Regions from separate parts of the Homo sapiens genome. Here region 1 is linked to region 2. Evidence: read pairs that join two places in POLR2A ChIA-PET (ENCODE). Cell type or tissue: MCF 10A. All regions are shown on one strand. Each heading gives the region's core, and the rest is flanking DNA. Links, peaks and the distances in the headings are about the cores only.

What was found. ChIA-PET counts read pairs that join two places held together with the same protein. Peaks named below come from ENCODE experiments on the same cell type or tissue, not always from the same donor. Only the 100,000 strongest peaks of a DNase experiment are listed, where the experiment ranks them.
Region 1: POLR2A ChIA-PET joins it to region 2 with 6 read pairs; 2 of 35 experiments call an interaction of 5 or more read pairs at or near these places.

The regions. Positions count from the first base shown.
Region 1 is chr5:172,697,815-172,704,281 of GRCh38, forward strand. It overlaps LOC107986479 (a long non-coding RNA gene), which reads right to left and starts at 2,610. Exons shown (of 3, transcript XR_001742997.1): 1 at 2,302-2,610. RefSeq lists an enhancer at 63-122. In MCF 10A, for the core only: no CTCF peak of the experiment used is centred there; no DNase peak of the experiment used is centred there.
Region 2 is chr5:172,533,362-172,535,861 of GRCh38, forward strand. LOC105377727 (a long non-coding RNA gene) reads left to right here. Exons shown (of 2, transcript XR_941225.3): 2 at 2,118-2,500. Among named protein-coding and RNA genes, the nearest start is that of LINC01944, 24 kb to the right of the region's middle. RefSeq lists an enhancer at 288-357. In MCF 10A, for the core only: no CTCF peak of the experiment used is centred there; DNase peaks (open chromatin) are centred at 730, 1,020 and 1,640.

The sequences.
Region 1 (6,467 bases), core at 1,656-4,155, 170 kb after region 2:
GGGAAGCCAGACTCCTGCAAATGGCCTTGTGGATCTGGGTAACCTTGAGGAGGCACGTCAGGGTGACATTGAGTCTGGGTCTGGGGTCAAGTCTGCGTTTGGGGGTGGACTGGAGCTGAGGGTGTGGTGGGCTGGGGCTGGGGCTGGGAAAGGATCTCCCCGCCCCTGCAATGCTGGGAGGATGGCACATGGACACGACGTTTCTTTACTCCGGTCCTACTGACCTGACCCGCTCCGTTTAACCCGCACGTCTGACCCTGTGCCGGGCACATTAGAATAAAACAAGTAGGGGAGGAAAATGCAATATTTTTAAACCCTCAAAGATAGACAGAAATGACAATGCAGCTAAAACTGCACCTTTGGCCATCAAAAAAAAAAAAGTGCCTCCCCAGTGCTTGAGATATTTATGCCCCAGCTGGTTCAAAAGAAGTTTGCTCTGGGGCAGGGCACGGTGGCTCACGTCTGCACTTCTGGAGGCCGAGGTAGGTGGATAACTTGAGGTCAGGAGTTCGAGACCAGCCTGGCCAAAATGATGAAACCCCGTCTCTACCAAAAATACAAAAATTAGCCGGGCGTGGTGACGGGCGCCTGTAATCCCAGCTACTCAGGAGGCTGAGGCAGGAGAATCGCTTGAATCCAGGAGGCAGAGGTTTCAGGGAGCCGAGATTGCACCATTGCACTCCAGCCTGGGCAACACAGCCAGATTCTGTCTCAAAAAAAAAAAAAGAGAGAAGTTTGCTCTGGGTTTGTGACAAGCTCTGTAGATTGGAAACCTCTGTAGGTTCCGCCTTTCAAGCAGGAGTAGCAGAAACCCAGCACAACTGGCCTGTATCAGTCTCAGTGCAAAGTATTTACTGGCTGTGGGGTGCTGAAAGCTGTTGGACTAAATGGGTTGCGAATGATGATAGCACCATCCTCCTCTCTCACTGCCTCTGCACACGGTAGCCCTGGCGTGCCCAGAGTCATATTCTCCCAGCTTGAGGTCCAGCCTTACAGCAAGATCTGGGACTGTATCTCCCTGGACCAACTTCAGTACGAGAAGAATATTAACGATACGTTGTTAAGTAAAAAAATTTAAAAGCTACAAAATCATATATACCATATGATAACATTAAAATATACATGAACAATTAGTCATGGGAATAAAAGGCTGAAGGAATGTACCAAAATGTTAACAAAAGTCATCTGGATGGAAGTACAATGAGGGTGAAATAAAAGTGGTTTAATTTTCTTCTTTTGCTTCTCTACATGTAAGAAAAATTTTAAATTCTATAAGAAACATTTATTGTTATAATAAGAAAAAAGTTATTATTGTTTAATGCAACAAAGGCCTGGATAAGGACATAAAAAAAGAACTGACAAGAGGAGACAGTCCTCTAAAGACAATGGTCAGGCCAGCCGTGGGGCTCACGCCTGTAATCCCAGCACTTTGGGATGCCAAGGTGGGCAGATCACCTGAGGTCAGGAGTTCGAGACCAGCCTGCTCAACATGGCGAAAGCCCGTCTCTATTAAAAATACAAAAATTAGCCAGGTGTGGTGGCGGGCACATGTAATCCCAGCTACTGAGGAAGCTGAGGCAGGAGAATCACCTGAACCAGGGAGGTGGAGGTTGCAGTGAACTGAGATCATGCCATTGCACTACAGCCTGGGCAACAAGAGCAAAACCCCATCTCACAAAATAAAAAATAAAAGACAGTGGACAAAGTAGAGCCCAGTGAATTAGCAAATCAATCTAACACGACAAATCTCTGCTCTCACCATCCTCATTGCCAGGGGCCAGGGCCAGAAATGGAAGCAGATGTTACAACAGAATGGCCAGTGTTCTGGCGAGGGTAAAACCAGGACATCGTGGGAGCCCTGACTAACCTGAGAGGGTCAGGGGAGGTGTCCAGGAAGAGGAAACTTGGAGGAGCATTTTGAAGGGGGCGCGTGATAGCCTCCAGGTGGAGAAGAGGAAGGAAGATTGCCAGGCAGATGGAAGAGCACAGCGAAGGCCCAGGGGCAGCTTATTCCAGCTTGGGTGGCCCATCAGGCCAATAACCACAGTAACAACAAAAGGTATAGAAGAAGCTGGTTTGGAGAGGATGCTGAACTCCACCTTGAGGATTGCTTTTGAATATTTCTTTTTAAATAATTCTTTTGGCTTTCCTTTCCTCCCTCACATAAAATAGAAAACACGCTCTCAGCTGCTAAGCCTCTCCCCAGGGGTGTGGTTTGCCTAATAAATTGCAAAATTGACCTACTAATGCTAAGAAGTTAAGTCAAATTAAATCACAAGAGAATTTCCAAGGACCGCTTACCATTCCCTACTTGTCTGCCAGGGAAGAAGGCGCCATGCCCTGGGTGTGGATAAGATAGGAGCTCTGTAAGCTCTGTGACCCCAGCACAGCCATTGGCACTTGCTACCCTCGGATCTCCAGGAACCGGTGGAGAATAACCCCAAACCGCCAAGAGTTTGCCTCTCTCGGCATGCTCTGGCTCCAGTGAAGTTATGAGACTCCCACCCCTTAAAGAGCTTAAAGACCTTAAAGAGCCCACCCCTGCTGTAGAGAGAAGCGACAGCTGCCAGGCTCCGCCCACCCCTCCTTCATGGGTAAATGAGAAGGGCCCACCCCTCCTTCCTGGATAAATGAGGGTGTAAAGGGCCCAGCCCTTCTCTACGGAATGCCGGGGCTGCTTTGGGATGTGTGGCTCGGTGTTCACAGTCACCTTGGGAGTCAGAACCAGGTTCAGCCTCCGTGGCAGGACACCCAAGCTCTGTCACGTCTGTTCCTACGGCTCCTCCTGCCTCCCGCCTTACTCCTCCACAGCTCCCACAGCCGCCCTGCCCCTTTGTAGTGCCCCAGCCAGCTCGAGCCGCCTCTACAGAAGGATTGCTCATGGTTCTAAGTGTTAACTGAGTCTCCTTGACCCCTCGCATTTCCCGCCCCCCGCTCCCCGCCCCACCACCCCACCCCGCTTACCTAGAATCTTTCCCTCCCTCCCTACTCAATGGAAAGAGGCCTCAGGGCAGAAAGCAAACAGGAAGGACTCCGGATTTACTGCATAACTGATGCTCTCGGAGCAGCCTGGGCTGCCAGGGGAGCAGGCAGAATAGTGTTCTGCTCCTACTCCCCATCAACGCCTTGGCACTATACCTCTGGAACTTGGCCATGACCTTGAGTGAAAGGGAAGGCACCCCAGTGAAATGCAGTCTCAAAATAGAAATGAAGTTGTTGGGAAGACAAGCTCATTAAATGCATGCCTGAGTTTATGGGTTGAGACTCACACCTGTTGCACACAGGTGTCTGCCTCAGTCTGGAAGGTTCCCACCCACACCCCAAGAACACACACACACACACACACACTCACACTCACACAGCCTGGATCATGCCTCCTTACCTGCTCACCATCCAAACCTTGGTTTCCATATGACCTCCTCCAGAAAGCCTCCCCCGACAGACCTCACCCCTGCCCCCACATCACCGGGCTGGATTAATCTGTAAGCATTTTCTTCTCTGTCTCCTTCAGTACCTATCAGCTCCTCAAGAACAGGGACAAGATCTAGTTCACTGTGGCATCCCTATTGCTCAGAACAGTGCCTGGCACGTAGTGGGCACCCCACAAATATTTCTTCACTTAAACAAATGACCACATGGCAGATGAGGAAGACAGGACTTGGGGAAGGTATCCTAAGAGGAAGTTTTCTGACGGCTACAGACATCGGCGTCAGGCCATGCCTGGGACGTTCCTTCCACCTGGGTGCATGCTGAGCCTTTCTTGCCTCTGTCCTGCTGGCTTAGTTTGTTCCACTTCTCCCCTCTCCACTTTTTGGGAGGGTTCTGGGGAGGGTGGGCAGAAGGGGAGAAGTGCAAGAGGCAGGCCCGCTGGGGCTGGAGGGAGGATTTTGCGGCATTTGGAAGACACAGTAGGTGGGAGACGAAGCTAGGGCGTCAGTCCCCTTGATGGTGACTGGGAATTACAGTAGAGAAACGGCGCTGTACGGACACTGCTGGTTTTGTGTTCACAGGACTTTTCTCGCACTGGCACATGGATCACAGCTTTACAAATGCCACATCCTCAAGAAACCACAGCAGACAGTTCCTGCCTCTTCCTCCACCTCCTCCTGAATCAGAAGGGAAGTGAGATTTCTATTTGCCTGGCGTGCACAACCCTCCATAGTTTACACCTGGTACAGCTCTTCAGTTCATCAACATTTACTGAGCCCCACGTGTCCCAGGTGTAGAAGGTCCTTTATTTTCTTACGCTTTTTATTTGCATAATATTCGCTTTTAGACACACCGCCTTGGTCCCTGAAGTGGACAGCTATTATTTTTCTCCTGCCCAGCCTCTTGGAAACAGCACTTCAGTCTTCGTCAGGGGCACCACCCTGCCCCGCCCTGTCCCTGCGCATCATTCGCTTGGCCAAGAACTGTGGCCCGGCCCATCAGTGCCTCCCCGCTCCACTGGACCCCACCCCACCCAAATTCATTGTCCACGCAGCCACAGGAGGGATTTTTCGTTTTCTTTTTTTCTTTTCTTTTCTTTCTTTCTTTTTTTTTTTTTTTTTTGAGGTGGAGTCTCGCTCTGTCGCCCAGACTGGAGTGCGATGGCATGATCTCTGCTCATTGCAACTTCCGCCTCCTGGGCTCAAGCAATTCTCCTGCCTCAGCCTCCGGAGTAACTGGGATTAGAGGCGCCCACCACCACGCCCAGCTAATTTGTGTATTTGTGTATTTTTAGTAGAGACGGGGTTTCACTATGTTGGCCAGGCTGGTCTCAATCTCCTGACCTCAGGTGATCCACCCGCCTGAGTCTCCCAAAGTGCTGGGATTACAGGCGTGAGCCACCGCACCTGGCCGGGATTTTCTTAAAACATAAAACCAGATTCCATCATTCCTCTGCTTAAAATCCCTCAGAGATTCTCATATCAAACTTTAAGCTCTTTACCAGGGCCTGCAGGGCCTTGCCTGACCTGCATAAAAGTCTCAACTGAAATGTGACTTGCTCAGAAGGACCCTTTGTAGCCACACTATGGAGACCTTTGTCTATCTCAGCACACTGCTTCTTTTGTTTTGTTTTGTTTTTGAGACAGGATCTTGCTCTGTTGTCCAGGCTGAAGTGCAGTGGCAAGAACAGGGCTCACTGCAGCCTTGACTTTCTGGTCTCAAGCGGACCTCCCACCTCAGCCTCCAAAGTGCTGGGATTACAGGCATGAGCCACTGCGTCCAGCCACTCTGTTTCTATTCTTTGGAGCATTTATCACATTTTGTCAGTTCAGTTTCCCCCTCACAATGGAGAGGGTGAGGGAGGGCAGGGGCAGCCCTCTCCCCCTCACTTCTTATTCCTAGCATGTGGCACATGGTAGGTGCTCAACCCATCTTTGAAGAAGGCTGGGATAATGACCTTGGGGTGAGGGAGGCCAAGCAGAGATGTGCTGGGCTAGTGCAGTGGCCCAGGACAGAGATGGAGGTGGTCTGTGCTCAGGGGCTGTGAAGCCAATAGACCTTACTGGATGGAGGATGCATCTTATCCATCCGGGCTGCTATGACAGAATACCATAGACTGGGCAGCTTATCCACAGCAGGTACTTACTTCTCATAGTTCTGCAGGCTGGGAAGTCTAAGATCAAGGTGCCAGCAGATTCCGTGTCTGGTGAGGGCCACTTTCTCATAGACGGTGACTTCTCGCTGAGTCCACACGTGGTGCAAGGGGCAAGGAATCTCTCTGGGGACTCTTTTATAAGGGCACTAACCCCATTCACACGGGCTTCATACTCATGACCTAATCACCTCCCAAATGCCCCATCTCCTAACACCATTACATGGTGGGCAGTGGGGTAGAATTTAAACATGGATTTTGGGGTGATACAAACATTCAGACCATAGCAGGGAGGATGTATTTTGGGGGCAGAGAAAACAGAATGGAAACTGCCTTTGCAAAAATCATAGCTGAGAAAATTACGACAGTGAAAGACACCACACCTAACTGACCCCATCTTGCTTCTAACCGTGAAACTGTCCTTGTTCATTCCTTGGCATAGGCCGAACTCGCTTTGGGAAGGAATTTAGTGTATAGTTTATATAATAGGCCTTCCCAAAAGGCTAAACTGTTCTTGTAAAACAAATGAAAGGCCACCAGCCACCAAGTCAAGATGAGAGGGGCTGGAATTCTAAATATTCCCAGCCATTATTCCGGAGGTCCTAAGATTTGCAACTTACCCAATTACTCTTGAAGGTAACATTACTATTGTGAACCTAAGATCGGCCTTTGGAGATGTCTTTTTAGGTTTTTGCATTTCTAACAACTAAATGGCCCCACCTGGACCTGCCAACCAATTATGTGGCCCCCACCCCGGAACTGACTCAGCAGAAGTGAACAGCTTCGACGCCCTGTGAGTTTATCTCCAAGCCAACCAATCAGCACTCCCAATTCACTGGCCCCCTACCCACCAAATTATCCTTAAAAACTCTGATCCTCAAGTTTT
Region 2 (2,500 bases), core at 1-2,500:
TTCTTCTTCTTTTTAGTTTGCAAGCATTTATTTTATTCTATTCACACTGTACTGGTATTATACAACCTGCAAAAAGTACAAAAGACTAATCCATGTTTACATGCTGGGTCAGAGCCAAGTTGCAAAAAAGGAAGACAGCACAGACAGATACAAAAAGAGCTCAGGTGTCCCGTACAAGCCACAAGCCTCACTGTCACGTGAAGTATTTAAAGCTGTATATATCGCCACAGGAGAATCTCTGGTCTTTGCAGCAACCACACAGAGGTAGGGGTGGGAGGAGGACTAGGCTACAGCCCAACTGGTGTGAAGAGTCGGGGAGGGGGAGCCCAGGAGTGGGGGCAGAATCCTGGGCCCTAACGTGGGCATCTGGTGGGCAGCAGGGCCCCTGATTGAACCCGGCAGGCCGAGCCACTGTGGGGAGACCACATGTTCTCGTTAAGCCGACAGACCATGCTATAAATGAAACTAGAGAGAGTCAGGGACTACTTGTACTTTCTCTAATAACCGCCCACCAGACTCACAGACACAGTGTGTCCCAGGTGGGTCATCAGGCAACTGCACTTCATGTCACAGTAATAAATAGGAGGCTGAGATTACAGTGAAAAATTCAGTGTGGACGTTTCTGTGGGATGGCACAGTGCTTATCACTCTGAATAATGAGGCATTCCTTTCAGTATCTCGAAATGCCAAGTTCCCTCCAGCCTGGGGCTTTGGCACACCCAGTTTCTGCCTGGACTGTTTGTTCTTGCACCATGTCTTCACCCAGATCCCATTCTCCAGATCCTGCATGAATTCTGCTTTTCCCTGGAGCCTCCCTGGACCCCTGAGGCTTGGCTGGCAGCCCCTGCCCCTGGGATCCCATTGTTTCTGGCTACCAAGCAGAGGTCAGCCTGCCTTGTAGCCAGGCTGTGAGCTTTTTAAGAGTGGGGACACTTTTCCTAGTGGTCTCTCCTCTGTCTTCAGTGCCTAGCCTAAGTGCCTGACACATGCTTGTTGCCTGATGACATAAACAGAGGGCAGGAATTGTGTCTGACTCATCTCTGGTTGGGCATCACCCAGGGCTGGCTTCATGGGCTTGCGACCAGTGCCATCACATAAGGCCCTAGAAAGATGGGGCCTTGGTCACCACGTGTGATGTCACCATCATTGTCTTGAAATTTTTAATAATTTTTTTTTGAATTTGTGTTTCGTAAGTGAAGTCTGATGGGACCCCTAAGCATGCTTTAGGGACTTGGAGCCTCAGCTCTCGCACAGTCCTGCCTTCCATCACCTCCCCAGGGTGGGTCAGATACCCATCCCTCCACCTCCACCCCCTGCCCCTGCCCTATGACTGCTGCTGTCCTCCACCCAGCAGGCACACAGAGGATTAGGGGTAGGCATGCACACTTGGTGGCATCTTTTGGTAGGGCATGCTCCAGGGTTAAGCACCACAGTGCATCTGGTGGGTGGCCAGCTGGAGGCTGTGTCTCAGCCAGGTCCAGCCTTTCGCCCACCCCTGATCCAGGTACCCAGAGCATGTTGGCTTAGAGCGTTAAACATTCCCAAGGATCCCTGTCTGCGGTGGGTTGGAGAACAGGCTGTGGGAAGAGGCAGGCTTGGCTCAGCTTCCCCAGACCCCGCCCTAGCCAGGGCAGGTCTTGTCAGTCCAGTCACTGGCTGAGGGTGAACCCAGCTGCCCTCAGACTCAAGCAAGCATGCGTGTCCCATGTTGCAGGGTAAGGCCCCAGGCACTTGTGAACTTCTGTCCTCTCCCTGCTAGTATCCCCCATACCAGAGAGAGTATCCCTGTACCCAGGAATGCTCCAGCAGCTGGCTCTGTGTCAGGTGTGTGTGTATGTGTGTATGTACGTAGGTATGGGTGTGTGTGTGTGTTGGGTGTGTGTGTGTGTGTGTGTTCCTCTCCTCCTCTTTTCAGCCTTGTTTCTGGCTTGTTTGTCTCTTATGGCCACTTAAGGCACTCCCATAGGGTTGAGCCACATAATACAAACTGTAATTTCAGTGATTTTGATAATGCATTAAATGCTCGCTCTTTTGCATTTGAAACTGGAATTTCACAATATAAAGATGAACAGTAAATTCATGCCAGTAATAAAAAATTTTATTTTTTCTTTACTTAGAACATCAAATAGCAAATGAATAGCATCATAAGAAGTCAAGAGAAAGACCATGGAAGAAAGAAGAAACTTTAACAGCGCTTTTTTCATGATCTTTGAACAAGGAGCTCTAAATTATCATTTTGCACTGGCTCTGTCCCAGCTCATGTTTGTTGAGTGAATAAATAAATAAATAAATGCATACATACATATTTATTAGTACATGGAACACACTGATTATCTTCCATTTCCTAACAACACTGTATGTAATCAGGATTGCAGGCATGTTATGAAATACTAGAATAGCTGAATATTAAAATTATTCTGGAATCATGTATGCTTATTGTTGGGGTTATTTGTGACGTCTCCAAAGTCATCACAGTTTTCTCAGCATCAATGTCCTCATC